Linked DNA regions of Homo sapiens: regions 2 and 3 are each linked to region 1. Evidence: read pairs that join two places in POLR2A ChIA-PET (ENCODE). Cell type or tissue: OCI-LY7. All regions are shown on one strand. Each heading gives the region's core, and the rest is flanking DNA. Links, peaks and the distances in the headings are about the cores only. Region 1 overlaps LOC400499 (putative uncharacterized protein LOC400499). Region 2 has its middle 34 kb from the start of LITAF. Region 3 overlaps CLEC16A (C-type lectin domain containing 16A).

The links. Peaks named below come from ENCODE experiments on the same cell type or tissue, not always from the same donor. Only the 100,000 strongest peaks of a DNase experiment are listed, where the experiment ranks them.
Region 2: POLR2A ChIA-PET joins it to region 1 with 7 read pairs; 7 of 35 experiments call an interaction of 5 or more read pairs at or near these places.
Region 3: POLR2A ChIA-PET joins it to region 1 with 5 read pairs; 3 of 35 experiments call an interaction of 5 or more read pairs at or near these places.

What each region holds. Positions count from the first base shown.
Region 1 is chr16:11,361,559-11,372,838 of GRCh38, reverse strand. It overlaps LOC400499 (putative uncharacterized protein LOC400499), which reads left to right. Exons shown (of 67, transcript NM_001370704.1): 67 at 101-824. The coding sequence ends at 105. All of the region lies in intron 1 of LOC105371082 (a long non-coding RNA gene), which reads right to left. Among named protein-coding and RNA genes, the nearest start is that of RMI2, 22 kb to the right of the region's middle. RefSeq lists enhancers at 1,614-2,114, 2,300-2,359, 10,443-10,502. In OCI-LY7, for the core only: CTCF peaks have their summits at 687 and 889 (motif pointing right); DNase peaks (open chromatin) are centred at 918 and 2,058; H3K4me3 peaks cover 524 bases; H3K27ac peaks cover 2,263 bases.
Region 2 is chr16:11,616,493-11,625,474 of GRCh38, reverse strand. It overlaps a transcript of LITAF not described here. Among named protein-coding and RNA genes, the nearest start is that of LITAF, 34 kb to the right of the region's middle. RefSeq lists enhancers at 2,970-3,259, 2,708-3,476. In OCI-LY7, for the core only: no CTCF peak of the experiment used is centred there; DNase peaks (open chromatin) are centred at 3,314, 4,624, 5,784, 6,064 and 1 weaker place; H3K4me3 peaks cover 2,385 bases; H3K27ac peaks cover 4,236 bases.
Region 3 is chr16:10,990,162-11,001,441 of GRCh38, reverse strand. The region is part of intron 10 of CLEC16A (C-type lectin domain containing 16A); the gene reads right to left. Among named protein-coding and RNA genes, the nearest start is that of CLEC16A, 51 kb to the right of the region's middle. In OCI-LY7, for the core only: no CTCF peak of the experiment used is centred there; no DNase peak of the experiment used is centred there.

The DNA.
Region 1 (11,280 bases), core at 1-5,000:
TGAAGGCCAGGGGCCCTAGCATAATTTATTTCAGGAAACAGCAGGGGCCCCTCTCCTCAGGGGCCCATAGCCTGGTCTTACTTTTCTCTCTCCTTTACAGTTTGAGATTTTGTCTATGCCAGCACTAGGCTGCCAGACTTCAAACTCCTTCACCTTCTACTGCAATTCCAGCTCCCTGACAATGACAAGATTCATGGCTGGGACAGAATAACCAGCATGGAATGCCGGGAAACTCAGAACCGCACGTGCTGCAAACGCACGGAAGCAGGGCTCATTGCCACTGGGCTCAAAATACTTCCGGGGGACATGAAACTCTCCCACTGGTCTGAGTAATTCTCCCCCTTCCTCCACACTTCCACTGCAAACCAGGAGACAGTGCGGCCAGCAAGTACCAGCTCTGCAGAGAAAACTCCACCTGGCCCCTGTTCATGCCCAAGAGATTTATTCACTTATTCAACAGCCATTTGGGAAGCCACTGCTTCAGAACGCTGACTGCGTGGTGGGGGACACGAAGCCAGGTCCTCAGCTGCTTGGTACTGGCTTTCCCTGCCTGATCCAGGGGTCTTTTCAGGCAGGAGTTTCCTTGAAGGGAAGTGATGGCCCCAAGCCTCTTAATCAGAAGCCCAGGTAGGCAGCTTCTCTCTTTGGGGTAGACACACTGGGACTGAATGCTTCAGGGGACCCTGGGGAGGGCCTCTGTTTTGGTAGGGGCACCTGTGAACTCAGGCCTCCAGGCTACATCATTGGAAGTGTTTTACTTTCTTTTGGGAATGTAACTTTTTCCTTTGAGTTTTCAACTGAAAAATAAAGCTGGCAGAATCCAAGAACATGTCTCTAGATTGCTGGGGTTGATCATCCACTCAAGAGAGGGGGAGGCGTGGGCAGCTATGGAATCTGCTCACCGATAGGGGGTGCCCTCGAGCCCTCTCTGCACTGAGCCTGGTAGGAGCTTGTAGGGCCCAGATTCCAGAGCAAAGGGCAAGGCATCAGCCACGGGGACTGAGGCAAGCTGAAGGCCAGACTTGACCGTCCTTGACCTCCGCCCCACCATCCCCCCCATGAATCCCTGGTGCATAGCAGGTGCTAGATGAAGTTCAGAAGAAAGAACTCCAGGGTGAATGGGAACAAGAAGGTTGGTCCTCCACACCCCCACACTGGAGGGAAGACAGAAGGGAGAGTGGCTGTGATTTGAGTGCTTTGCTGTGGTTACAGCCTAAAGACCCTGGAGACCAGGCACTGCTCCAAGTGCCTTGAAAGATGTTTGATCTGGGGGCTGGGTGCAGTGGCTCACGCCTGTAATCCCAGCACTTTGGGAGGCCGAGGCGGGTGGATCATGAGGTCAGGAATTCAAGACCAGCCTGGCCAACACGGTGAAACCTCATCTCTACTGGAAAAAAAAAAAAAAAAAAAAAAAATCCGGGCATGGTGGCTGGCGCCTGTAATCCCAGCTACCCAGGAGGCTGAGGCAGAGAACTGCTTGAACCCAGGAGGCGGAGACTGCAGTGAGCCAAGATCACACCACTGCACTCCAGCCTGGCGACAGAGTGAGACTCCGTCTCAAAAAAAAAAAAAAAAAGTTTGGGTCGGGCACAGTGGGTCACGCCTGTAATCCCAGCACTTTGGGAGGCCAAGGTGGGTGGATCATGAGGTCAGCAAATCGAGACCATCTTGGCTAACACGGTGAAACCCCGTCTCTACTAAACATACAAAAAATTAGCCGAGTGAGGTGGCGGGCTCCTGTAGTCCCAGCTACTTGGGAGGTTGGGGCAGGAGAATGGCGTGAACACGGGAGGTGGAGCTTGCAGTGAGCGGAGATCGTGCCACTGCACTGTAGCCTGGGCGACAGAGCGAAGGCTCCATCTCAAAAAAAAAAAAAAAAAAAAAGTTTGATCTTAGGCCTTACAATAGTCCAATGAGGAACGGATGATCCCCACTTAATGAGAGAAGAAACAAAGGCTCAGAGAGTTGAGGGGATTTCCCCAAGGTCATACAAGCTACAAACAGCCAGGATGGCACTGACGCGGGCCTGCCTGCCTCCCAAGGCTGCCCAAGCTCACTCAACCCCCACTTCTGCTTTTGCAATAAAAGAAAAGCAAATCACTGGTGCTCAGGGGCCCATGAGCAATTCAGAGTCAGATGCAACTAGAGTGTGCAGCCACCTGACCTGTTGGTTTCTCAATATGCTTAACGGATCCATGATTTCTGGTCCAGAAAGGAAACGCAGAAGCTTTCCTTCCTGCCTCCCACATTCTATGGGTCAAGTATTTACCAAAAACACAGCAGTGGACTGGACACCAGCAGAGATACAAAGAGGGAAACATAGTTCTCCCTTCTCAAGGCAGGTTGGACAACATCAATACTTTCCAACTGGGGGGTGTGGGTGGAGTACTTATGCATGAATTTGAAACAGATAGGAGAGGGAATGATTCCAGCGGAAAGACCAATTCACGTCTACAATATACACTGAACTCCAGCCTGGACAACATAGCAAGACTCTGTCTCTAAAAAAATTTAATCATTAGCCAGGCATGGTGGCACATGCCTGTCTAGGAGGCTGAGGCAGGAGGATCACTTGAGCCCAGGAGTTCAAAATCACAATCAACTATGATCACACCACTGCACTCCAGCCTGGGCATCAGAGCAAGGCCCTATCTCCAAAACAAAACAAGGTAAGATGTTTACATACAAATCAAGGTAAGAAAATCCAAAATAAAATATTACCAAACAAACCCCACTGGGGCCTTAAAAAAAAAGTGACCTAAACCAAGTGAGAATTGTACAGTGTGACAAGGATAGCTCAAAATTAGAACATCTTTTAATTTCAAATATATATATATATATATATATATATATATATATACACACATATTTTTTTTTTTTTTTTTTTTTTCCTGAGATGGAGTCTCGCTCTATTGCCCAGGCTGGAGTGCAGTGGTGCGATCTAGGCTCACTGCAAGCTCCGCTTCCTGGGTTCACTCAGTTCTCCTGCCTCACCCTCCCGGGACTACAGGCGTCCGCCACCACACCTGACTAGCTTTTTTGTATTTTTAGAAGAGATGGGGTTTCACCATGTTAGCCAGGATGGTCTTGACCTCCTGACCTTGTGATCTGCCTGCCTCAGCCTCCCAAAGTGCTGGGATTACAGGTGTGAGCCACTGCGCCCAGCCTAATTTCATTCATATTAATATGTTAAAAATCATAATCATCGTAGATGTTGAAAAGGCATTTGACAAAATTTACTACAAAATTTAGAAAAAAACACATCAAATTAGAAAGAGGGATACTTCCTTAAATTACACACGATAAAGGAAATTACACCCAGACACACACCCATCAAGCCAGAGCCCAGCATCATTTATAGGGGATGGAAGCAACAGAAGCTTCCATTAACCTTCGCAACAAAAGAATGCCCTCTGTTACCACTATTATTTTGGAGGCCCTAGCTGATGAAACTAGGCAAGGAGGAAAGTAAGACATTTAAGAAAAAAGCAGGAGGTAAAATAATTTACTCTGAAAAATGAGGCAGACAGATTTTGCTAAGGAGTTAGGTACAAAAGTAACATAATAAGCAGCCTTCCTTTTTCTTAATTTTTAAAATATAGAGATGGGGCCGGGCACAGCTCACGCCTGTAATCCCAGCACTTTGGGAGGCCGAGAGAGGCGGATTGCTCGAGGCCAGGAGTTCGGTACCAGCCTGGCCAACATGGCAAAACTCCACCTCTACTAATAATACAAAAATTAGCTGGGTGTGATGGCACACACCTGTAATACCGGGTACTCAGAAGGCTGAGGCATGAGAATTGCTTGAACCCAGGACATGGAGGTTGCAGTGAACCGGGACTGCATTACTGCACTTAGCCTGGGTGACAAAGAAAGACCCTGTCTCAAAAAAAAAATAACATAAAGATGCGGTCTTACTATGATGCCCAGGCTGGTCTCAAACTCCTGGGCTCGAGCAGTCCTTCTGCCTCAGTCTCCCTAAGTGCTAGGATTATAGATGTGAGCCACCAAGGCTGGCCTCAGTCCTCCTATGTACAAACAAGCAGTTAGAAAAGTTAACAGAAGAAAACATCCCATTTGCAACAGCACACTCCCAAAAAACAAAATTCTCAGAAATAAATGTGCAAAAATATACACACACAATCCATATGAAGAAATCTTTCAAATGCTGCTGAGGGATATGAAACACTTTGAATGCAAAGAAGGCCATGCTGCATGTGTTATCGAGAAACGTTCAACATTAAAAAGATGTCACATCAATATCAAGAGGGGGTGTGTGGAAATGGAGGCTCCACACATGCTGGGGGGAACGTGGCGGCATGGCAACTCCAAAACACAGTTTGGCGGTTTCTTAAAAGGTGAATATAAATCTACCTTATGGGGCTGGACACAGTGGCTCACGCCTGTAATCCCAGCACTTTGGTAGGCCAAGGCAGGTGGATAACCTGAGGTCAGGAGTTCGAGACGAGCCTAGCCAACATGGTGAAACCCCATCTCTACTAAAAGTCCAAAAAAAATTAGCTGGGTGTCACAGGTAGTGGGCACCTGTAATCCCAGCTACTCGGGAGGCTGAGGCAGGAGAATCACTTGAACCCAGGAGGCAGAGGTTGCAGTGAGCCAAGATCGTGCCACTGCACTGCAGCCTGGGCGACAGAGCAAGACTCCATCTGAAACAAACAAAAATTAGCCAGGCATGGTCACACACACCTGTAATCCCAGCTACTCAAGAGGCTGAGCCAGGAGAATAGCTTGAACCTGGGAGGCAGAGGTTGCAGTGAGCCAAGATCATGCCACTGCACTCCAGCCTGGGCAACAGACGGAGACTGTCTCCTAGATAGATAGATAGACAGAGATAAAAAATAAAGTGTCAAAATCAGTGGCTTTTGGTATACTTACATAACGGTGCATCCATCACCACAATTCAATTGATTTTAGAACATTTTCATTTCCCCAACAAGGAACCCTGTTATCCTTAGTCATCCCCCCTCCCAGTTCTTCCTTCCTCCCCAGCACCAGGTGACCAGTAATCTGCTCCCTCTCTCTCTCTGGATTTTCTCATTCTGGACATTTCACATAAATGGAATCATACAATACGTGGCCCTTTGTGATTGGCTGCTTGGACTTGGCATAAAGTTCGAGGCTCACCCATGTGTGGACATTTCACATAAATGGAATCATACAATACGTGGCCCTTTGTGACTGGCTGCTTGGACTTGGCATAAAGTTCGAGGCTCACCCATGTGTGGCCCATGTCTGTGCTTCATTCCTTTTTACTGCCTTATTGCCCAAGTGGTGTCATAAGCACCGTAGGTGCACTGTGAAAAGTTAGGGTGTGTGTTGTAATCCCTAGAACAATCGCTAAAGAAAACATATATAGCTAAAAACATAGAGCAAAAAGATATAGCCAGAAGTCAACAGAGATAAAAGGAAATGTGAAGAATCACTCCATTAATCCAAAAGAAGGCAAGAAAGGAGGAACAAGAGACAAAGAGAAATAGGTGGGTGCGCTGGCTCCCTATGAAAAATACAAAAAAAAAAAAAAAAATTAGCTGGGCGCACTGGCGTGCACCTGTGATCCCAGCTACTCGGGAGGCTAAGGCAGGAGAATCGCTTGAACCCAGGGCGGGGGGAGGGGTGCGGAGGATGCAGTGAGCCACTGCACACAGATCATGCCACTGCACACTCCAGCCTGGGCAACAAAGCAAGACTGTGTCTAAAAGAAAAACAACAACAAAAAACACAAACAGCATACATTAGAAATTCCATTGGGCTGGGCACAGTGGCTCACGCCTGTAATCCCAGCACTCTGGGAGGCCGAGGCGGGCGGATCACGAGGTCAGGAGATAGAGAACATCCTGGCTAATACGGTGAAACCCCATCTACTAAAAAATACAAAAAATTAGCCAGGCATGCTGGCAGGCGCCTGTAGTCCTGGCTACTTGGGAAATTGAGGCAGGAGAATGGCGTGAGCCCGGGAGGCAGAGCTTGCAGTGAGCCGAGATTGCGCCACTGCACTCCAGCCTGGGCGACAGAGCGAGACTCCGTCTCTAAAAAAAAAAAAAAAAAAAAAAACAGAGAGAAGTTCCATTGAACGAAAGTAAGTGAAATAAACACTCCAAGTGAAAGTGAGATAGTGAGACTAAATTTAAAAAAACACAAACAAAAACATGACTCACCTACATAATGTGTAGAAGAGGCACACTGTACATAGAAAAGCAGGTAAGATGAAAACACAGGATGAAAAAAGATATCTATGTAAACATTAATTATAAAACTCTATTAACATCAGATAAACAGATAATATGTCGGCTTCCTACTTTTTTGATGGAACAATTAAAAATGCAGAAAATGGGGTTGGTACAGTGGCTCACCACTTTGGGAGGCCAAGGTGGGCAGATCACTTGAGCTCAGGAGCTTGAGACCATCCTGGACAACATAGTGAGACCTCATCTCTATCAATAACAACTGCCACCTGAGAAAATGGCATTTTTCATGAGGAACATCAAATACTGTGCTGTCCTTTCCCTAACTTCTGGTTAAGTCTTTCCTAAAACCAAGGCCCAGCTTTGGGACTCCTGCAGTTCCATTAGGTGTCAACAAGTCCCTTTTGCCAAAAATTAGGAAAAACAACCGAAAGTCCATCCACCAATGAGTGGATAAACCAAATGTGGTCTATCCATATGATGGAATATTATGTCATAAAAAGGAATCAGTCATAATAAGGGATGAAGTACTGATACAGGCCACAACATGAATGGATATTGAAAACACCATGCTGAGCCAGGCATGGTGGCTCACACCTGTAATCCCAGCACTTTGGAAGGCTGAGGCGGGTGGATCACTGCAGGCCAGGAGTTCAAGACCAGCCTGGCCAACATGGTGAAACCCCATTTCTACTAAAAATACAAAAATCAGCTGGGCATGGTGGCAGGTACTTGTAATCCTAGCTACTTGGGAGACTGAGGCAGAAGAATCACTTGAACCAGGGCGGCAGAGGTTGCAGTGAGCCGAGATCGTGCCTCTGCCCTCCAGCATGGGCGAAAGAGTGAGACTCTGTCTCAAAACAACAACAAAAATTTTAAAAACCCACCATGCTGAGTGCCAGAAGCCAGACACGAAATGCTACATATTGTATGATTACATTGGAAGGAAATGTCCAAAACAGACAAATTCATATAGACAGAAAGTACATTCATGATTGCAAGAGCTGAGGGGGATGGGAGGATTGTGGGATTGACTGTTAATGGGTATGGCATTTCTTTTAGGGTGATGAAGTGTTCTCGAATTAGTAGTGGTGATGGTTGTACCACTGTGTATACACTAAACACCAGAGAAAGGCCAGGCACGGTAGTTCATGCCTGTAATCCCAGCACTTTGGGAGGCCGAGGCAGGCAGATCACCTGAAGTCAGGAGTTCAAGACCAGCCTGCCCAACATGGTGAAACCTCATCTCTACAAAAAATACAAAACTTAGCCAGGCATGATGCCGGGTGCCTATAACCCCAGCTACTCGGGAGCCTGAGGCGGAAAAATGGCTTGAATCCAGGAGGCGCAGGTTGCAGTGAGCCGAGATCGTGCCACTGTACTCCAGTCTGGGTGACAGAGCGAGACTCCATCTCAAAAACAAACAAAAAACATCAGAGAATGGTACACTTTAAAGTGCTGCATTTTGTGGTATGTGAATTACTTATCAATTCCTTAAGACTAGTAGGAGAAGGAAGGCATTGCAAATGATATTTTGGTTTTGTAATTAAACAAGAGATTTCTCCCTCTCCCCCCAAAAAAGTTCTCTTTCAGTTTCTGCAAACTTCCTCCTTCCCTCCCCTACCCATCCACCCAGAGGAATTTTATCTGTTCCTGCCTAAACAGATTAGAGGGCTTTGTCTTTTGAGGCCTGGTAGGTAAATTAGAAAGGGGTCCCAAGTAAAGAGAGAGAGAGAGAGGCATCCCAGAGCCCTTTTCCATCTGAGCCTCCCACGGCCCATGACTCACTTTACCCAGTAACATGCTTCCCTTCCAGTTTACCATCTGGAAGAAGGAATAAACTTATTTTTCTTATTCACCAATAATTTATGTAAACCAAACATTGCAAACAAGGGTTTCCTTAGCAACCTCTATCTCATTCTCTTCAGATACCAATTGCTCTCCAGTAAAGGGAGTGTCCTGTTCCACACAACTTAAATTAACTTGGAAATCTCACTTAAAACAGAAAAGTTAAGGTCTTCTTAAGGTTTACCAGGGGCAATGCATTTGCAGGAATGCACGGGGCTGAAGGTCAAAGGCAAAGAAAACAAGGCACAAATTCTTTCACCCGGATTTGGTTTGTCCTTGTACACCCATGGTTGACAAGGTCACCTGGCAATGACAAATCTGCTTTTGAAGTTTTGTTTTTTTTTCTGGAGGCAGAGTCTTGTTCTGTCGCTGAGGCTGGAGTGCAGTGGCGCGATCTCGGCTCACTGCAATCTCTGTCTCGTGGGTTCAAGCGATTCTCCTGCCTCAGCCTCTGAGTAGCTGGGATTACAGGCGCCCACCACCATGCCTGGCTAATTTTTGATTTTTAGTATAGACAGGGTTTCACCATGTTGGCCAGGATGGTCTAAAACTCCTGATTCTCAAGTGATCCACCCGCCTTGTCCTCCCAAAGTGCTGGGATTATAGGCATGAGCCACCGTGCCCGGCCAGGTCAGTTTTCTCTAACAGAAGTAACAAAACAGATGTAATCCAAAATCACAGATATATCAAAATTTTCAAAATGGTGTTGGAGGCCAGGTGCAGTGGCTCATGACTGTAATCCCAACACCTTGGGACGCCGAGACAGGAGGATCACTTGAGACCAAGAATTCAAGACCAGCCTGGTCAACACACCGAGACCTCGTATCTATAAAAAAAGGTTTTTTTTTTATTGAGATGGAGTCTCGCTCTGTTGCCCAGGCTGGAGTGCAGTGGCGCCATCTCGGCTCACTGCAAGCTCCGCCTCCTGGGTTCATGCCATTTTCCTGCCTCAGCCTCCCGAATAGCTGGGACTACAGGCCCCACCACACGCCCGGCTAATTTTTTGTATTTTTAGTATTCACCGTGTTAACCAGGATGGTCTCGGTCTCCTGACCTCATAATCTGCCCGCCTCAGCCTCCCAAAGTGCTGGGATTACAGGCGTGAGCCACCACGCCCGGCCAAAAGTGTTTAATGGTATTAGAAAATGCTGACTTGGGTAGTGACAGTTTCAATGCATCATTGCCTGGCCTTCTGGGTTTCACCTTGAACCTTGTGACAGGTGATCAAGTCATGTGTCCAAGCTCAGGGACTTCCTGTTGTACAGAGATGATGCTGCCTGGAGCACCCTACTCCAATCCCCCTCCCTTCAACTTCTCACAGTGTATCATATTCAGCCCACACCAGGGCAAGCCCCGCTCATGTCATCAGCCCTGCCCTGGCCAACAGCCTAGAAAAGATGCAGGTCAACTCCCACAAAGGGCAGGGTGACTCAGTTCATTCACATGCTACAAGCCAGCTGCCTGCCTTGTACTCTCCCCAGACCTGGGCTGTGTGCAAACTGCACAGACAGGGCCCTGTGCTCAGAAGGGTCCCCAATGCTCACTCGAATGCTCTATTACCATCTTGAATCTTAATTTCTGAAAATTATTGATTTTCATTTTGTGCTGATCCCTGCAAATTAAGTAGCCATTCCCACTTCAGAGCCACTTAACGAAGGTTCTTGGGTGGCTGGAATAGGCTGGGGTTTCCATAAAATAAGGGACTGGCTGGCCGGGCGCAGTGGCTCACGCCTGTAATCCCAGCATTTTGGGAGGCCAAGGTGGGTGGATCACGAGGTCAAGAGATTGAGATCATCCTGGCTAACACAGTGAAACCTCGTCTCCACTAAAAATACAAGAAGTTAGCCAGGAATGGTGGCACACGCCTGTGGTCCCAGCTACTTGGGAGGCTGAGGCAGGAGAATCGCTTGAACCTGGGAGGCAGAGGTTGCAGTGAGCCGAGACTGCGCCACTGCACTCCAGCCTGGGCAACAGAACGAGACTCCATCTCAAAAAAAAAAAAAAAAAAAAAAGGCGGGGGAGGTGGTGCTGGCCAGGCACAGAGCCCCTGCAACAGAAGACCCTTCCCTTGCTCTAAAGTAACCCTCTCAGAGCCATTTCTTAATGGAGCCTGCAACAGCCTGGTGACCTGCCCTCAACTGTTTTAATCATTGGCTGTCCCCTTCTTCAAGAGCAGGTGCATTTCACATAAGTGCATAATTAATACTAACAAGAGGGGCCGCCGCCCGTGTGCTGGGGCCCTGTCATGTGTATTCTGTGCTCAGGGTCCGTGGGAGGCACAGGACCCAGATCTATCCTTACAGTATGACTATAGATCACTCTAGAGTGGCCTGTCCTGAGCAGGACAAGACCCGGCAACCCTTTTGGTCAATGCTGGAGCATCTCCCAGGGATGAGCAATGGTGGCGTTTGCAGGATGGCTGGCAGCACTCGGCAGTGGGCCAGCTGTGCCTCAGTGATTCTGGTGGTTCAAACCCACAACCCAGCCAACTCACCCTAGGCTCCAACCAGCCTGGCTAACTGGGGACAGCCATTCCCAGCTGCACTCAGGCATCTGAAAGACCCTTCCTTTCCTGCGAAGCCTCTTTCAGGGTTTCAGGAAGGAAGTGGAGACAGTAAGGGGAAACCACAAACCCATATAACTCTAATAGTATCACCTCTCGGTCCATGGGGGTGGGGGGAGGCTGCTTCCCGTGTTGAATTTCATCCTGAAGCCACCCTGGTGGGGGTAGGGGCAATGCCATTCTCTCCATCTCACAAACAACATCGCATTGGCCCCGAGAGATGAACCCGGGGACTGAGTGTGGCTAGCAAAGCCAGGATCGTGACCGAGCAGGTCTCTCCAACTTAGGAGCTTTAAGGGCAGGCTGTTGGTTTCTGCAGATACTGGCCTAGCATAGCCCATGTGATCAGCCAGGGCTGAGGTCCCTCTGCTGACAGGTTTCCCTCCTAAGGACACTGGTGGGGCTGTGGCCCCGTCAGATCATCTGTCCCTGGCAACACGCTTTTCCAGGGAACTCCAATGAGGAAGAGAAAGTGCGGACCATCGACTTCCGTGTCTCTGAAAACAACTTTGTAAAAGTGTGTAAGGACCCAACACTCTGCTTATAATCAAACGGCTCTGGACCCCTCCGCTCTGAGTGCTTCAACATTGGGCATTTCCTTTTCCTGTTTGGGTCTCAAATTCTGCCTCTGGGATCTTGTTTTGAAGGCTAAGTTTCCAGCCAGAA
Region 2 (8,982 bases), core at 3,119-8,118, 250 kb before region 1:
CCTAGGCAACATGGCGAAACCCTGTCTCCACTAAAAATGCGTAAATGAGCCTGGCATGGTGGTACGTGCCTGTAGTCCCAGCTACTCAGGAGGCTGATGTGGGAGGATTGCTTAAGCCTAGGAGGCAGAGGCTGCAGTGAGCCGAGATCGCACTACTGCATTCCAGCCTGGGTGACAGAGCGAGACCCTGTCTCAAAAAAAAAAAAAAAGGTTTTTGGGAGGTGATCTCGGGAGACACCACCCACCATCACACCGGACCACAGTGACCTTCAGAGAGTCACGGCCACTGCTTTGTCTCCACTCTCCAAATTTCACTCATGTTCCTCTTTTGGTCATCTCTAACCAGAACCACATGGGGAGGAAATTCTGGGAAATTGAGTTCTCAGCTTCAATGAGTTGGCACAGCACAGTTCACCCAGCAGTTTGTCTCACCTTCCTGGGTCCTCCAGTCCAGAGCTGGTTGGTTGGGGCACCTTGGGTCTCCTTCACGTGACCTCTCACCCTCCTGGGGGCTGTTTGCCTTCTTATGGGGTAGTCTTATCGGGCAGTCTCAGGCAGCACGCCAGGAGGGTCAGAGTGGAAACTAAGCCTCTTAAGTCTTAGCCTCAAAATTTGTAGAGTCACTTCTACCATATTCTATTGGTCAAAGCAAGTCTCGAGGCCACCCAGATTTGAGGGGTAAGGAAATAGACTCTACCTCTTGACAGGAAGAGTTGCAAAATACTGCGACCATGTTTTTCATTTTCAGTCGATCACACTTCCCTTCCTGAAGATGTTTAACTGCAGTCTGTTGGAAATTTATCATGATAAATCTGTAAACATAGGGTGATAGTGAATATAAATGGAGACCCTGTAGAGATGTGCAGTGCACAACCTGTGCAACTGTCACGGCAGCCTTGCTGTGCAAGATGTCATAGAACTCACCTATTCTTCTCACATGCCCCACTGTGGTAGGCATTTGTTATTTTTGAATGTCAGCATCTAGGGCTCCTTCTGAGGATAGTAACTACCTATTTCCATTTCTATTCTAGTGAGGCTGACAGTCTCAGACTCCAGGGAGGGGCTTGTTATCATGAATTCTATTGCTGTAACCATAGAGATTGACCAGAGGATGGGCACGTGACCCACACCGGACCAGTGAGATTCAACCGTGGGAGTTTAGCTGGAACTATTGGAAAATATTCTCTTTCCACCAAAAATGTTTAGTTGGTTGGGGATAAGGCTGGAACTGCTGGGGGCCCTCTTTACCCCTCTGAGGGAAAGGCCTACCTGATAATGAATGATACAATCACAGAGGAGAGCAGAGGCAAGAGACGGAGAGAGAGAAATTATTTATTTATTTATTTATTTTTGGTAGAAATGGGGTCTTACTATGTTGCCCAGGCTGGTCTTGATCTCCTGAGCTTAAGTGATCCTCCTGCCTTGGCCTCCCAAAGTACTGGGATTACAAGTGTGAGCCATCACATCTGGCCAAGAGAGTGATTCTTCTTTTAAAAAAATTTTTTTTGAGATGGAGTTTTGCTCTTGTCACCCAGGCTGGAGTGCAATGGCACGATCTTGGCTCATTGCAACCTCTGCCTCCCGGGCTCAAGAGATTCTCCTGCCTCAGCCTCCCAAGTAGCTGGGATTACAGGCGCCTGCCACCATGCCCAGGTAATTTTTGTATTTTTAGTAGAGACGGGGTTTCACCGTGTTGGCCAGGCTGGTCTCGAACTCCTGACCTCAGGTAATCTGCCCACCTCGACCTTCCAAAGTCCTGGGATTACAGGGGTGAGCCACCATACTTGGCCAAGAGAGAGATCCTTTTTTTTTTTTGAGACAAAGTTTCGCTCTGTCACCCAGGCTAGAGTGCAAGGTTGTGATCTCAGCTCACCACAACCTCTGCCTCCTGGGTTCAAGCGATTCTCCTGCCTTAGCCTCCTGAGTAGCTGAGACTACAGTCATGCGCCACCTTGCCTGGCTAATTTTTGTATCTTTAGTAGAGATGGGGTTTCACCATGCTGGCCGGGCTGGTTTCGAACTCCTGACCTCGTAATCTGTCCGCCTCGGCCTCCCAAAGTGCTGGGGTTACAGGTGTGAGCCACCACGCCCAGCCTGAGAGATTCTTGATGATGGCATTTGTGCTCCTGGATTCAGCCATGCCTGAAGTCCTTACCACAGACTTTCCAACTATATGAGCAAATAAATTCCCTTTGCTATCTAAAAAATATATTCGGCCGGGCGCGGTGGCTCATGCCTGTAATCCCAGCACTTTGGGAGGCTGAGGCAGGTGGATCACAAGGTCAGGAGATCGAGACCATCCTGGCTAACACAGTGAAACCCGTCTCTACTAAAAATACAAAAATTAGCCGGGCGTGGTGGTGGGCGCCTGTAGTCCCAGCTACTCAGTTGACTGAGGCAAAAGAATGACATGAACCCAGGAGGCGGAGCTTGCAGTGAGCCGAGATCACGCCACTGCACCAGCCTGGGCGACAGAGCGAGACTCTGTTTCAAAAAAAAAATTATATATATATATATATATATATATTCATTATATGAAACTATACAACTAATTGGGTCATGATGACGATTAAATGAACTAATGATATACGAAATACCTGTTTCACAGAGGCCCATGAAAGGTCTGTTCTCAGAAATTTCTTTCCCTTCAGTGAATGTAGCTCCAACTTAACATCCACTAAGCATATTCCACAGTTTAGAGCAGGCATGGGTGGGTTTAGGTGGTTCAGAACAATAAACACACAGAACTGAAATTTCACATCACCACCTACCCCTCCAGTATCCTTCACGACACCTTGTATTCTTAATTTACATTCTGAAAAGACAGCAGAAAAGCAATGGCTTTAAATAACCCTGTTAAACGGTGCAAAAGCAATCTCGAGAGACACCGTTTTTGTTTTCTCTGCAAGAGGAAAGAAGGGGGTTGTGTAGGGAGGTGGAAATCTGCACAGACAGCCTCCTCCATCTGCACAGAATTAAAATGAAGTTCACAAGTGTGCGGTCTGCAAGTGGCTCTCCCGTGATTGCTGCCTCTTCCCGGGGGCTCTCCAGCCATCCGGGGTTTGTTTTTCCTGGGCCTGAGCTCAGATGTCAGGCAGGCAGAGGGGTCTTGGGATATCTCCCCACCCAGGGAGCAGGGGGAGGCCGCAGGCGGCTTGGGGTCTGTGTGTTTGGGAAAGCGTTCAGGCTGTTTACTCTGGGTCTCTTGACAGCCCGAGGGTGGCCGTGCCAGGCGGTCCAGATGCTTCCAGCTGGGGTCTCATGAGCAAGCCATGCCGCCTGGCTTATGGTGGCACCTCCTCTGAGCTGTCCCCACCAGGCTGCCAGGGCGGGTCCCCCAAACACACTCTCTAACCACATCCCCACTGCCTCCACCCTCATCAGCCACCGACAGCTCTGAACTGGGAAGGCCAAGGGCTGGAGCGGGCCTGCAGACGTGTTTTGTTTCATTTTGTTTTGCATTGTTTAATTTGAGCTGGCAATGAACCCTCAGAAGGTTTCACGAGAAACTTTGGATCTTGGTTTCTTTTGAAAAAAATGGGAAGGTCTTGCCTTCCCACCCAGAAGAAATGGGCTGCAGCAACGTAGGAGCTGGTTTCTTATCTTAGTTTGCATTGCCCCGGAGCTCTGAGAGCAGGATCTTAGGATCTGGGTGCCAGTGGTTTACTAGGGAGGGGATCTCAGGAAGCACAAGCAGTTGGGAAGAGAGTCGGGGCAGGGAAAGAATCAACACACACTACAAGGTGTCAGGGAGCCGGCCACTCTTGTGGGCACCTGGGGCTGCATCCTGCCGGGGAATTCAGGGGAGCTGTGTAGAACGTGGGTTGTGCTTCCTGAGGGGCAAGGGGGCTGGGATGTTCCCTTCTGACTCCTGTCTATCCTTGATGGAGGCCTGCTTCTGAGGGGGGTTAATACCAGTCTGTTCTGCACATAGGCCAAGAAGAAAACTTCAAGTAGAAAGTCATGGGTGGGCCAGGAGCGGTGGCTCATGCCTGTAATCCCAGCACTTTGGGAGGCTGAGGCAGAAGGATGGCTAGAACCCAGGAGTTAAAGACCAGCCTGGGCTACATAGCAAGACCCCATCTCTGCAAAACATATAAAAATTGGCTGGGGCTGGGTGCAGTGGCTCATGCCTATAATCCCAGCACTTTGGGAGGCCGAGGTGGGCAGATCACCTGAGGTCGGGAGTTCGAGACCAGCCTGACCAACATGGAGAAATCCTGTCCCTACTAAAAATACAAAATTAGTTGGGCGTGGTGGCACATGCCTATAATCCCAGCTACTCTGGAGGCTAAGGCAGGAGAATCACTTGAACCTGGGAGGCGGAGGTTGCGGTGAGCCGAGATCGCGCACTGCCATTGCACTCCAGGCTGGGCAACAAGAGCGAAACTCCATCTCAAAAAAAAAAAAAATTAACTGGGTGTGGTGGAGTGCGCCTGTAGTCCCAGCTACTCAGGAGACTGAGGTGGCAGGATCACCTGAGCCCAGAAAGTTGAGGCTGCAGTAAGCCATGATGGCACCACTGCACTCCAGCCTGGGCAACAGAGCGAGACCATCTCAAAATAGAAAGTCACAAATGGCGAGCCCAGTGTGCAGTGTTGACATGTCCTGGAGCAGCAGCTGCTGAGGGAGATGTGGGCAGGGCCATGACAGTGCCCGCTGCACCTGTTACATGGGGCCTTGCCCTTCAGTTTGTCACAGTCCCCACCACTCCCTATTGTCTGTCTCCCTGACCACAGGCTGAGAATAAGTTCCTAATATCATCATACTTGTGCTGCTGATTCTTTCACAGAATAGAAATGACCTATTTTTTCCATATCACCTTCAATAGTGGGAAAGTGGGCTGGCCACAGTGGCTCACGTCTGTAATCCCAGTGCTTTGGGAGGCTGTTTTAGGCATTCTTGCATTGCTGTAAAAACATACCTGTGACTGGGTAATTTATAAAGAAATGAGGTTTACTGGGCTCATGGTTCTGCAGGCTGTACAGGAAGTATGGTGCTGGCATCTGTTCAGCTTCTGGGGAGGCCTCAGGAAGCTTATAGTCATGGTGGAAGGCGAAGGGGGAACAGGCATGTCCCACGGCGAAAACAGGAGCAAGAGATAGTGTTGGGAGGAGGGCCACAGTCTTTTAAACAATCAGATCTCCCATGAACTCAGAGTGAGAGCTCACTCATCAGCAAGGGGATGGCCCAAGCCAATCATGGGGGATCCGCTTCCATGATCCAAACACCTCCCACCAGGCCCCACCTCCAACATTGTGGAGGATTACTTTTCTTTTTCTTTTCTTTTCTTTTTTTTTTTTTTTTGAGACGGACTCTCACTCTGTCCTCTAGGCTGGAGTGCAGTGGTGCCATCTCGGCTCTCTGCAGCCTCTGCCTCCCAGGTTCCAGCAATCTCCCTGCCTCAGCCTCCCAAGTAGCTGGGATTACAGGCACCCGCCACCACACCTGGCTAATTTTTGTATTTTTAGTAGAGATAGGGTTTCACCATATTGGCCAGGCTGGTCTCCAACTCCTGACCTCAGGTGATCCACTGCTCTCGGCCTCCCAAAGTGCTGGGATTACAGGCATGAGCCACTGCACCCGTCCGCAGATTACATTTCAACGTGAGATGTGGTCTGGGACAAATATTCAAACTATATCAGAGGCCAAGGTGGGAGGATCGCTTGAGGCCAGGAGTTGAAGACCAGCCTGGGCAACATAGCAGGATGACGCCTCTACAAAAGAAAAATTTTAAAAAATTAACCAGATGTGGTGGCATGCACCTGTGGTTCCAGCTGCTCAGGAAGCTGAGGCAGGATGGTGGTTTGAGCCCAGGAAGTCAACACTGCAGTGAGCTATGATCATACCACTGCACTCCAGCCTGGTCAATAGACTGAGACTGTCTCCAAAAAAAAAAACAAAAACAAAGTGGGAAAGTAGAATATAAGCCAAGAATGCCCTGTGGCTGTAATAATTATACTCAGCTTGCTTCTCCTGTTTCTGTCTCTTGCATGACCCCTGAAGAGGGCTGAGTTGGCAGCTTCTTGCCACAGGGTGAAGTGCACATGGGTCACATGACATTTGGGGCCTTTGGGGCACTGGTCTTTGCCTCATCATGCCATGTGGAGATGTGTCCTCTGAGCCCAGCAGTGCTGGGGTTTTTTTTTTTGTTTTTTGTTTTTGAGACGAAGTCTTGCTTTGTCACCCAGTCTGGAGTACAGTGATGTGATCTCGGCTCACTGCAACCTCTTCCTCCCAGGTTCAAACGACTCTCCTCCCTCAGCATCCCAAGTAGCTGGGATTACAGGCAAGCGCCACCACACCAAGCTAAATTTTGTATTTTTAGTAGAGAAGGGGTTTTGCCATGTTGGCCAGGCTGGTCTCGAACTCCTGACCTCAAGTGACCTGCCTGCCTTGGCCTCCCAAAGTGCTGGGATTACAGGCGTAAGCCACCGTGCCCGGGCAGTGCTGGGGTTTTTTTTGTTTGTTTGTTTGTTTTGTTTTTTTTTTAAGACCGAGTCTAGCTCTGTTGCCCAGGCTGGAGTGCAGTGGCGTAATCTCGGCTCACTGCAACCTCCACCTCCCAGGTTCACGCGATTCTCCTGCCTCAGCCTCCTGAGTAGCTGGGATTACAGGCACCCACCACCACGCCCGGCTAACTTTCGTATTTTTAGTAGAGACAGGGTTTCACCATGTTAGCCAGGCTGAACTCGAACTCCTGACCTCGTGATCCGCCCGCCTCGGTCTCCTAAAGTGCTGGGATTACAGGTGTGAGCCCCCGCGGCCGGCCAGTGCGGGGGTTTTTAATTTGCAGCTCTATGAAGCGCCCCCTCCCCACCCCCAGAAATGCTCCACCCACTGGGAGGCGGGGACAATGGCCAGTGGCTCCATGGCCAGAGAGAAACTATCTTGCTATTAGCCCATCGCACACAGCGAAAGCCCGGGGAGCCCATCAAGCACGCTCTCCAGATTCTCTGACACCAGCTGCATGGCCAGCAATTCAATTCAGTTCCGACAGAAGCTGCCCACAGTTAGTGCAGACTGCACGGTCAAAGGACTCAGTCCCACAGGACTGCTCCCACTTCAGACACCAGTGCAAATGGCGTCCCCAGGCTACCCCTACTTCTGCCTGGCTGATTACAAATTCAGGGCTCTCCTCCCGCCTTGCCAGGGGAGGCACCTGCTAGACTAGTATTTCTGCCTGCAATCTAGACCAGCACAGTGGCAGAACGGAATGTCTCTTCCAAGGGGGAAAAGTTTGGGCATAAATGGAGAGAAGAAACAAAAATAGCTGGAGGTAAAAGACAGAATAAATAAATGGGTTATGGCCAGGTGCAGTGGCTCACGCCTGTAATCCCAGTAGCTGACTGGGGAGGATCACTTGAGCCCAGGAGTTTGAGACCAGCTTGGGCAACATAGTGAGACCCCATCTCTTCGAACAAAAAAATTTTTTTGGAAGCTGGTTGTGGTGGCATGCACCTGTAGTCCCAGCTGCTTGGGAGGCTGAGGTGGGAGGATCGTTTGATCTCAGGGGGTTGAGGCTGCAGTGAGCTATGTTCGAGCTGCTACATTCCAGCCTGTGTGACAGAGTGAGACCCTGTCTCAAATACATAAAATGAATAAATGAATGAATGAATAAATAAATAAATAGGTTACGGAGGGAAGGAAATTTAATATTACATTAACACCTTCAAAGAGGCTTAGATCAAGAGATGGCGTTGTCCCTTGGCTCAGTTATACCAGATGCCTGAAAGATTGAAACCATATAGGCCAGGCACGGTGACTCACCCCTGTAATCCCAGCATTTTGGGAGGCCGAGGCGGGCGGATGACAAGGTCAGGAGTTCGAGACCAGTCTGGCCAATATGGTGAAACCCCGTCTCTACTAAAAATACAAAAATTAGCTGGGCGTGGTGGTGTGAGCCTGTAGTCCCAGCTACTTGGGAGGCTGAGGCAAGAGAATCCCTTGAACCCGGGAGGCAGAAGTTGCAGTGAGTTGTGCCACTCCACTCCAGCCTGGGCAACAGAGCAAGGCTCCGACTCAAAAAAAAAAAAAAAAAAAAAAAAGAGTGAAGCCATATATTGATATATTGCTGGGACTGCCCCTGCTTTCAGAACTTGATAAGACAGAATGGAAGCCTGCAAGCCTGGGCAGCCTTACCCTGGGGGACATTTTCATACATTTCATGGGATGGCGGACTGTATCGTTATTAAGGACTGATGGATTTTAGCAATGTGCTGGCATCTTTTTTATTTCTATTTATTTATTTTTTTGAGTTGGAGTCTCGCTCTGTCACCCAGGTTGAAGTGTATTCGTGTGAGCTCGGCTCACTGCAACTACTGCCTCCCGGGTTCAAGCGATCCTCCTGCCTCAGCCTCTCAAGTAGCTGGGACCACAGGCTTGCACCACCACGCCTGGCAAATTTTTGTATTTTTAGTAGAGATGGGGTTTCACCATGTTGACCAGGCTGGTCTCGAACTCCTGACCTCAGGTGATCTGCCTGCCTCGGCCTCCCAAAGTGTTGGGATTACAGATGTGAGCCACTGCGCCCTGCTGGCATCTTTTTTTTTTTTTTTTTTTTGAGATAGAGTCTTGCTCTCTTTCCCAGGTTGGAGTTAAGTAGCTCAGTCACAGCTCACTGCAGCCTCAACCTCTTGGGCTCAGGTGATCCTCCTGCCTCAGCCTCCTGAGTAGTTGGGACCACACGTGTGCACCACTATGCCCGGTAAATTTTTAAGAATTTTTGTAGAGATGGGGTCTTCCTATGTTGCCCACTCCGGGCATCTTTTGATGTTTATGATCATCTGACTGTAAGGGATTTGTGTTCAAAGGCCAGAGGGTAGCCTGTGATATTGTGATACAATAGGAAATATGTATTTGGTCTTTGCCTCACGTACCTGACAGAGCTTCTAAGGTCCTCGTAATTTCCTGAGTGGCAAAGATGAGAGGTACATCTTTTGTTATTCATCATAAGCCCCTTTCTTTTTCTTTTTTTTTTTC
Region 3 (11,280 bases), core at 3,561-8,560, 370 kb after region 1:
CAGTGTTTCACCAGGAGCTAAAACTTAATTCTACATTTAATGCTCTTTAAAGAGGAAGGCCAGGCACATGGCTCACACCTGTAATCCCAGCAATTTGGGAGACCAAGCTGGGAGGATCACTTGAGCCAAGGATTTGAAGACCAGCCTGGGCAACATGGCAAAACCCCATCTCTACAAAAAATAGAAAAATTAGCTGGGCATGGTGGCATGCCCATGTAGTCCCAGCTACTTCAGAGGCTGAGGTAGAAGGATCGCTCGAGCCAAGGAGGCAGAGCGCCAACATGGCGCCACTGCACTCTAGCCCAGGAGACAGAGTGAGATGTCTCAAAAAAGAAAATAAAAAAAAAAGGGTATAGACATGCAAACAGACTAGAAAGGCACAAAAGACAGAAGAAAATTGATTTGTTTAGGGCGGGATTTTGATTGAAGTGTTTTTCTCTTATCAGAGTCTGAAATAATGTTCAGATATCATTTTGTAATTTAAAAAAAGTTTCAAAATAAACTTTTCCATTATCTTGATATAGATTATCCATCTGAATTTACCCCAAACGACCACCAATTATATGCTGGGGAACACCGTACCTTGCCAATAAATGGAAATGTGCTCAAGGAACACAGATTAATTTCAATAACGCTCAAAACAAAACCTAATTGAAAGGTGAATTAGCATCCAAATATAAACATTAATTTTTATTTGCCCACTGTGGATTATTCAACCACAAAAAAATGACACATAAATTGCTGCATGATTCTACTGTCCAGGAAACCCAGATAGCGTATTACAGACGCCAATAACCGAGGGCCCCCAGATGGGAGCGTTCTGAGAATGCACTGCTTGACAGACAGCATCCATCAGAGCCCACTTAGGATGCCGGGTGATCGAATGCAGCCTAGTCGCCCTCTCATCTTCTCCTGAAGCATCCAAACCCAGGAAGTTAGCTTCCTCCCATCACTGCCAACTCCTAGTGAATTTCAGAGCCGGCCACACAGCAATCAAAGCTTTCAGAAACAGAAAATAGAGACCAAGCGCAGGGCAAAACGTCCCCTAGTTTGAAATTAAGAGCAGAAATTCACACAGACAGATATAGAACCCCTCCCTAAGCTCTGTGTGGACTCAGACATACAGAACAAACTGGCAGAACTGACGAAGTGAAATAAAGTGCTCAGCGCCTGGGGCTGGCCAGAGTGGTCTGAAACCCAACCCAGCTGGCCTGTCCTAGGCCTCAGGTTCCTGTTCTAAAACATGGAGAGTAATTCTGGCCCCCTAGAACCAAAGGAACCCATGGATATAAAGTTCATTCAGAGGCCGGGCGTGGTGGCTCACGCCTGTAATCCCAGCACTTTGGGAGGCCCAGGCAGGTGGATCACCTGAGGTCAGGTATTCAAGAGCAGCCTGGCCAATATAGTGAAACTCCGCTTCTACTAAAAATACAAAAAATTAGCCAGGTGTGGTGGCGGGCGCTTGTAGTCCCAACTACTCGGGAGGCTGAGGCAAGAGAATCGATCGAACCTGGGAGGCGGAGGTTGAAGTAAACCAAGATTAAACCACCGCACTCCAGCCTGGGCACAACAGAGTGAGACTCCGTCTCAAAATAAATAAATAAGTAATAAAGTTCCTTCAGAGAGTGCCGAAACGGTGAACATCCAACACAAAACATTACCTTCTTTTCCTGCTTACATCTAAAAAAAGAAAAAAAAAATCAGCTGCAAGAATGAATTTTAAAACTTTCCAAAGGGATCTACTTTTCTCAGTGATCAGGTGTCTGGTGTGGGAGGGCATGCTTACTGGGGAAATTTCAAACCTTTATAACACGACCTTCCAGTAAACAACTGGAAATAACCTAAATGTCCATTGATAGGGGAGTTGTTAGGTAATTATGATCTGTTTGTCCAAAGGGTGGGAATCTAAGAAGACTGGGGCCTTTTTATTCCTAAATAAACTGATGCAGACTCAGCACCAGGATGAAAATGCAGGAAGGGAGTAGGCAGTAGGGTCCCTTTCAAGTAAAGCTTTTCAAAGGCTATACGTGATGGTGTAAATGCGACTTTTCCTGGAAAGATGCCTAAGAATGTATTGGCATCTTGGGGGAATTAAAAAAAGCAGTGGCACTGTGTACACACCCACACAAGCACACTTTTTTTATTTTATACCTTTTGGTTTGAGATTTCTAATCATGAACATATATTAACTTTATTTTAAACATTCAGCTGGGTGTGGAGCTCATGTCTGTAATCCCAGCACTTTGGGAGGCTGAGATGGGAGGATTCCTTGAGCCCAGTAGTTCAAGACCAGCCGGGGCCACACAGTGAGACCCTGTCTCTAAACATATACATATAAATAGATACATAATACAAATTCAGCAGGGGTCATTTGGACATTGGGACTAAGGACTATTTTTGCTCCCTTTTATTCTATATTTTAAAAACCTGTTTTTTGTTTTTTGTTTTTTCTTAAAGCTAACACCAAAACATCACAGTTAGCATGCAGAGGCTGGTAGAATTTGGCTGGGAAATGTGGGCAGAGATTTGTGACCATTTCTGTTGCTCCGGTCACCCTGCTTCTGGCTGCCAGCCTCCAAGGATGCTCCAGTCTGAAGCCCCTAGGAGAAGGGCCCCTGTCCCTCCTCTCGCCACTGTGCTCTCATCTCTACCCCACGGTGCCTGGACCAGAGCAGGGGCGGACAGGCTGCTGCTGAGTGAGCTCATGGCTGTAGGAATGAATGTTTGTACCAGGCTGTACCCAAAGGGCAAGACAGAATGATGAAAAAAGGAGAAGAAGGAGAAGGGAGGGAAAGAAGGGGAAAAAAAGCCAAACTTTCTCAGGAGCTAAACGTAGCAGAATGAAAGAGCAAGCTCACCCAAACTAACCAGAAGTGGAAAAGCCCACTTCAGAGTAAGAAATCACAAGGCGTTTGGGTTGATTTTCTCATAAAGAAAGTACACAACACATGCCCCAGGGAAAAGTATTCTGCAAAGAAGGTCTACATGTCCCAAATGCCACAGGTTTAGGTTTCACCACGCGCTCATCTCCCAGGTGCCTGAGGCTGGGCTACAGGAGGAGCATGAAGGGAAGGAGCCTCTTTGCTGACTGCAGTGAAACACAAGGGAGCCCTGAGCTCTGCAGCTGAATATTTGGGCTGGCTTCTGGGGTGAGGGCCAGCTAACAGTCAGCAACTACATTTTAGAGGTGCCCCGGGGCCTAACTACTCCCTAAGCGTCTGCACCTGCCTGCTGGTTAATGACGTCTTCCATCAGCCTTGAACCCCTTCACCTGAGGCTTTGGTCCTTGCTTTTTCAAAAGTCAAACACTTTGGGAAAGGTGAATCCCCAGGGATCAATCTTTCATGGAATGGAGGAATCTGTGTGCAGAAACTGCAAAGGGCAGCAATGGGATGGGAGGGAGGATGGAAACAACCAAAGACTGGGTGCCTGAGTGAACGAGAGGAGACACATGGCTGAGAAGACAGATGTCAAACAAACATGTTCCACCAGGTGTGGGTACAGCAGCTTACAAAGACCTGGACACAGGCTGCACAAGAAAAAGCAAGTTGCAATCAATCAACAATTAATGATTCAGTTTATGGTTAAAATAAAACCAAAACTATAGGGCTGAAACATAAGTGCATATCATGTATTCCTGGGTTGATACTTACATGAAAATACACAGCGAAAGGTCTGGAAGAATATACAAACTGAGAACAGTGGTTCCCTCTGAGGAAGATACTGAGGTTGGAGGACCTTTCACTTTCTGCTCTACCTGCGTCTACATCACTCAATTGTTTTATTACCAGCACTATTTAGATATTACCAGCACTAGAAACTTTTATTACCAGCACTATTTACACGTAAAGAACATCTTTACAAAACGCATTAATGCCACTGAACTGAACACTTAAGAATAGTTAAGAGAGTGAATTTTATGTTTATTTTATCACAATTTAAAAAACTTTGAAAAGGCAAGTTTATAAGTTAGGATGGTGATTCTCTTGGGTGGGGTGGAGGTATGGGTTACAAACTGAGGAGGGGCTTTATGGGAATACCAGAAATGTTTTCCATCTTGACTCGAATTATACATGAATATAATCATGTGCACAAAATCATCAAGCAGTACATCTAAGATTACTAAACTTTTATGTACTTTATTGTATTTATGTGATTCCTCAATTTAAAAACTTTCCCAGGCTGGGCGCAGTGGCTCATGCCTGTAATCCCAAGATCTGGGGAGGCTAAGGCAGGAGGATCACTTGAGCCCAGAAGTTCAAGATGAGCACAGGAAGCATGGTGAGACCTTGTCTCTACAAAAAATACAAAATTTAGCTGGGTATGGTGGTGCATGCCTGCAGTCCCAGCTACTTGGGAGGCTGAGGCAGGAAGATCACTTGAGCCCAGAAGGTTGAGGCTGCAGTGAGCTGTGGTCGTGCCACTGCACTCCAGCCTGGGTGACACAGCAAGACCGTGTCTCAAAAACAAACAAACAAAAAACACCAAAAAGTTTACCAAGAGGATTTTCAATGAAGTTGGATTGCTGTAATGCCCTAAATACAAGGTAGGACAAAGCGAACAGGTGGGAGAGCTGGATTCACTGATCACTGATGAAATGAGGGGGACTCAGGTAAGCGCAGGAAGCCACAGGCCACGCCTCTCAGAGCCCACAGTCCACGCCTCTCAGAGCCCACAGTCCACCCCTCTCAGAGCCCACAGTCCACCCCAGACAGGTGAATCCTGGTGAATCCTGCATTTATTGCCACATGGCCCATGCAGACGCTGGAAGAGAAGAGGTTCACACAAGAGTGATGGGGCCGCAGAGGAAGGGAGGGAAAATGCGCCAGGGCTGGGAGGCATAGGGGGAGCTTAGGACGGCTTGATAGAGGAGGAAATGACTGATACAAGTCTTGGATGTCAACAGGACTTCAGCAGCATGCTCAGGAAGGAAAGAATAGTAGGAAAGCCAGCTCAGAGCCCAGGAGGAGCCAGCTCTCTAGGTGTGCCCAGAAGCCACTCACCTTTTACTTCTGCTAAGGCCTAGGTCACCTGGGGCTGGTGCTTGGTGACAGTGGTGGTACCCTTGGACCCAAGGTGCTCGGCCAGCTCCCCAGGTAGGGGCAGATGCACAGCCGCTGGACTTTGCAGGAAGTCAGGGCAGTGGTCCCCGGCCAGCCAGTAGCCTCTCAGTCAGGCACTAGCCCGTGCTGCTCACAAAGGGGTTCTTCAGGCTCACAGCCTCAGAAGAGATATCAGATACCTTGACTCAATGCCCTATAGATGCAACGTGTTGAGTGGGTTTCTCAGCATCTATTCAGTGGGGCAGCAGGGAGGGGAGAAAGCAGTTGTTGGCGAGTGACCAGGAAAGGGGATGTAAGGGCACCAGGCAGCCTGCCCAGGGAAGAATCTTGGTTGAGCACGAAGGAAAGAGAGACCGGTGGCCAGAGGCATCAGGTAAAGGAAGGAGAGATTCCAGGGCCTGAGATTCTGTCTGAATCTATCAAAGCTGTTGTGATAATCAAGCTAAGAAGACCCTTCCAGGCTCTCCTAGGCCGAGCCTACTCACCCTCTGAGGATGCTTCCTCAAACAGCTCTGCTAAGCGATTTGAGAAGTAGGAGAAAGGTTTTCCCCTTAAGAAAGGAGACAGGCCATGGTGACTAACAAAAAACATGCCCAGGCAGACCTGGCCCCAAGTCTGAGACCCACATTCTACTAGCCAAGCGACCCTGACCACAGGAGCCTCAGTTCCTCATCTGTAAAACAGAGACAAGAGTAGTTCCATATCACACGCCACCATGGGGGTAGTGTGGGATCCAACAGGCAAAATGCCTGGTACAAGGGGGCACCAGAGAAATTTTCATTGCCCTTCAACCCCCTGGCAAATAGATCACGAGGATGGAAGAGAGGGCAGGGGAGGGGCTTTTAAAGAACAGTCATGTTCTATGCTTTAAACTTGACTCCCAAGCTCCCAGCAACTTACTGCTCGCTGGCCTTCTGCTTTGTTAGTGGGCTAGACTCAGCCTCCCCAACATGCTCCTGGGCCCCTGGCTAACCTTCCCCATCTCCGGCCTCAGGCGCCAGGACTGGCAAGGTACACAGCAAGGTACAAAGCCAGGGTGGGATTCAGAGGCCCAGGGTCCCATCCACCGTGGTTTCAGTCCTGGCTCCACTGCTTCCTACCTTCTCCTCTATAGGTCTCAGTTGCCACAGCCATCAATGGGCATCATATTAGCATCTCCCCAACAGTGCTGCTGAGAGGTGCCAAGAGATGGCACACTCTTGTTACTCTTTCCAGGTAATAACAGCCATCCTGAATACTCAGTGAACACTTAAAATGTGCCCAGCATGGCTCTGAACACTTTATATACATTGTCTTGCTTTATCCTACAAATAACCAAATGGGGCAAGGAACTACACAGGTGAGGATCTTGCCCAAGGTCACCCACTAGTGAGAGGCAGAGGCAGGATTTGAACCCAGGAATAAACTAGCCCCAGTGCCCAGGTGCACAACCTTCCTGCCACATGGCTCAAACACGATTCCCTTCCATATGCATTTGCTGCACCTCCCAACGTTGGGCCAGCCTCCCGGGAGCACTGATGTAAAGACTAGGCCATGCCGACGTCACACTAATCAGAGAAACAGTAGCTCTTTGCAACAAAAATGCAGTGACAGTTTATGCATCACTCAACAGGTGGTCCTCTAGCCTGACAATTATATGGTTGTCTATAATGTGACTCTTTTCACTTTTTTTTTTGAGACAGGATCTTACTTTGTCACCCAGGCTGGAGTGCAGTGGTGTGATCTTAGCTCACTGCAACCTCCGTCTCCTGGGTTCAAGTGATACTCCAGCCTCAGCCTCCCATGTAGCTGGGACCACAGACACACACATCTTTTCACATTTTTACCTGATAAACACAGAGACAAAAAGTCACAGGAGGTCACACCCACTGTAACCAACAGCACTGTAGCACATGGCTTGGCCACTGGCTGAAAAAGGAAGCCGGGTGATGAGTGCAGCAGAGTGAACCTGTTCTCATCCAGAAGGAGGTGATTGGCAAGCAAGCACCAGATGGGTGATGTACCCCAGGGTGATGTATAGACATATGCCTTACTCGCCAATCCAGGAGCCGCGTGGAGCTGTGGAACCAAAGCCCAACATGCATGAAGAATGCACAGCTGCAACATCAGTGAGGCGATTTGACGGCACTGCCGAAATGTAAAGGAGAAAATGAATGCTATGGAGTGGGGAACATGCAAAGGTAGCAGGCCGCTTCCATTAACAAGGAGAACACGGCATTCTTCTCCATGAATTACCAGTTATCAAGTGTTGCAGCTGCAGAGGCGTAAAGCAAGGAAATGTCCATCTCTCAGGAATTGGAACAGACTCACAGCACTCACAGGCCTCTTGCAGCCGCGTGCTCAGCACTTGACGCTGAGATGAGGAGCAGGTAACGTCAAGATGGTGCTGCAATTTCCTCTTGGAAAGTGACCTCTGGCGTGTCACTAAGTCTGTAGGGGGCCAGCCTCCTCTCCCTTGCCTTCCCCATCCCAGGTCACCTTCTCTGTCCCTCTCAATGCCAAGCAGCATGTCTGGCACTGTCTCTGGCATTCAATCAAGAGGGAATGCTTGTGGGATGAATTAATTGCAAGATCATCACGAGCATTGAACAGGCCTCTTCAATCACACAAAATGAGGCATCTCACACTCCCTTACTAAACAATGACAAACCAAGCACTTATTTGGTATTTCTTTGGAAAGAGTATTTTACTATATTTTGAAAAAGATGAACTGTGAAACACTGGTTATTCTGTTACTCAGAACAGCCCAAAATGCTACACTGCCCTGACATCTCATGCCAAACTGGAAAACATAATTGCAAGTGGTGATAAAAAGACTTGGAATAGAAACAGTGTGAGATTTGGGGCTAGTCACCTGCAATCCCAAAGGAACAATCACGGAACCTTGGCTTCCTTATGGGGAGCGTGTGACAATAACACCACCTCGCTCTCTTTCATTATGAGCGTGAAATGAGATGTTCAATGAGACAAACAAGTAAGCTTGACTTCTTTTCTTTCTTTTTTAGACAGTCTCACTCTATTGCCCAGGCTGGAGTGCAGTGGTGTGATCATGGCTCACTGCAACCTCCGCCTCCCAGGCTCAAGAGATGGTCCCACCTCAGCCTCCTGAGTAGCTGGAATCACAGGTACGCATCATCACGCCCGGTTAATTTTTGTATTTTTTTGAAGAGACAGGGTCTTACCATGTTGTCTAGGCTGGCCTCAAGTGATCTGCCCACACCGGCCTCCCAAAGTGGTGGGATTACAGGCATGAACCACCAAGCCCAGCCAGGTTCATCTTCTATAAAACGAAAACCGTCCCTCTCTTCCACCAACCCAGGATATTTCTTGAATGCTGGCCTCTCTCCTGATCCCATATACACCCAACTCCTTCCCACAGAGGCCTCTGACTCACCATTTCTCATGTTTTGGCCACGCCCCCCGACCCAACCCCTCAACTCTCAGCAGGCCTAGCTCCCTGACCTCAGTTCTCAATATTAGGCTCCCTCCTTAGAGGGCTTCCCTCATCATACCTCCCAAAGTTGCTTCTATTTCCTTCCCATATCCAAATCTTAAATTTGTGAGGATGAGCTGGCTTACTGTCTATCCCCCACAAATAGATCATCAGGGAAGGGACAGATGTCTTGTTCATTCACAGCACCTGCCTGCAACTTGTAGGGGCTCAACAATTACTCGAGGCAGGGAGTGCACAAGGGTAAGTATGGCAGCCAGCCTCTGCCTCACAGATGGAGCACATTCTGCTCATGTCAGAAAATGACCCACCCAGAACTCAAGTGTCACCCAGCACAATATTATTTGAGTGAATAAAACCATTTAATGTTATCTTTTTCTTTTTTATTTTTTAATGGATGCATTATAATTGTACATGGTTATGGGGTACAATTTGATGTTTTAATATATGTGTACGTCATGTAATGATCACATCAGGGTACTTAGCATATCCATCGCCTCATGTATTTATCATTTCTTTGTGGTGAGAACATTCAAAACTCTGTCTTCCAGCATGATCTCACTTGTGGAATCTAAACAAAGTTGATCTCATAGAAGTAGAGAGGAGAACAGTGGTTACAGGAGACTGGGCAGGGAGGGGATGCAGGGATGCGGATGGGGAAGATGGGGAGAGGGTGGTCAACAGGTACAAAGTTCCAATTAGACAGGAGGAGTGAGATCTGGTGTTCTATTGCACAGAAGGGTGACTGTGGTTAACAGTAAGGTATTGTATTTTTTCTTCTCTTTGCCCATGAAACTAACAAATTTGTCCCCGTGCGTATCTGGAGGCTACCAGGAAGCTGTCCTGGGGCCAGGTTATAAGCAACCCAGCAAGTGGTCAGCAGGCAATCAATTTCAGGCCAGCCAGGATCTGCTACTCAACTGGCCTCAGAACTCTCTAGGGAAACTCCCACTCATTAATCACCTCCAGGGATGAGAGCTGCACTGCCCTCAGGCATGAAACGAATGACTCACACCACCAAGCCACTCTTGTGAACTCTGCTGGAATGCCCAGAAAGGGCAGGGGTCTCTGAGAAGTGAGCAAAATGCTCCCTTCTTGCTCAAGTGCAGCCCTCAGGCTCCCATCAGGCAAAGCATCCCGCAGCAAAACCAGTTTCAAGGACTCTGACACTGGCCAAGACCGGATGTCCACCGCTCATTAGAGATATGTGTTTGATTCCCGTACCGAGACTTGTCACATCAAGACAATCAACGTTGACTGCAGGAACCATGCTAGACATGGGGACACAAAGACGAAGAGGTTCCAGTCTCCTTCCACAGCAACTCCTGAGTCCTCCAATGGCACATAGGTGCCATGTCCCTTGGACACTTGTTCTCTCCAACCTCATCTCCTACTTCCCATCCCCTTGCCACATTGCCCTTTGCTGTTCCTCCAACACACTAGGCACCATCCCACCGCAGGGCCTTTGCACTGGCTGTTCTTTTTTTTTTTTTTTTTTTTTTTTGAGACGGAGTCTTGCTCTGTCGCCCAGGCTGGAGTGTAGTGGCATGATCTCGGCTCACTGCAAGCTCCGCCTCCCAGGTTCACGATGTTCTTTATGACCAAAATGCTCTTCCTCCAGATACCAACATGACTCACTCTCTTGCTTCCTTTGAGTCTGTGCTTCCACCTCACCTTCCCAACAAGGCCAACCCCAGCCACCTTACTGAGAACTGTAACACTCCAGCCTCCGAGCATTGCCCATGTCCATCCTCTGCTTCACTACTGTTTTCCCAGGGCTTCTCACATCTAACGTGCCCTGATGTTACTATTTGCTTTATTGTTCCTCTGTCTCTCTGCATGAGACCCAAGTTCCTGGAGGTCAAGGTTTTTGTTTTGCTCACTGGGTATATATCTCCAGGGCCTAGAACAGTGCCTGGCATACGGCAGATACCCAATAATTATCTGCTGAATATCTGAATAAATAATACTGACCTGGCTTCAGGTAACTCAAAATCAGGTTAAAAATCACAAATATCCGAAGAGGCTGGCCCACTCATGAAAACTAACAATGCCACAGGGGACAGAGGCCAGAAGTGGCATGTACCTCATTTGTCTGTCCTCACCCTCAATTTTCTGATTTTAATTGAAACCCAGAAGAAGTCACCAATGGCCCAACGCAATCAGAAAAGGTCCCCATTCTACATGGAGCTGCCTCCAGCCTTGTGGCTGCCCCAAGCCCATTCTGTGTCACACACTGCAGGACAGATATAGAAAAGCCAGCTAGGGTCTAAGTCACAAGGCTTCTTCCCCATCTGCCTCCTGCTCCCATCCCTGCCCACTGTGCCCACTCCATTGTTACCAATTGGCTTCTCCAGGATGTAGCAATGAAGGCACCTGCCCCTTCTCTGGCTAGCTGGCCCAAGGCCAAAACCCCGGGCCTTTGGTCACAGTCACCCGCGGCCCTGGCTAAAGCCTGCTCCCTTCTCAAGTACTAAGGGACATTGAGACCCTCCTCAGTTGTCCAGCCCACCTTCTGCCCCAGGAAACAGAGAGACGCAACTGTTTCTCAGACAACGATACGCTCCTTAGTACCGGACCTCATGTTGCACTCTGGATTTTGATTATATCAAATCCTCTTAAACATAGACCAGAGCTGCCACATTCAATACTTCGGTGGGCAAGAATGGCACCTCAGAGCCGTAACTGCAGTGAGGGATTAGGGGATAGACCTCAATGGCAAAGCCAAAAGGGAGAATATACACCAAGCTCTAATTCCCTTGTGGG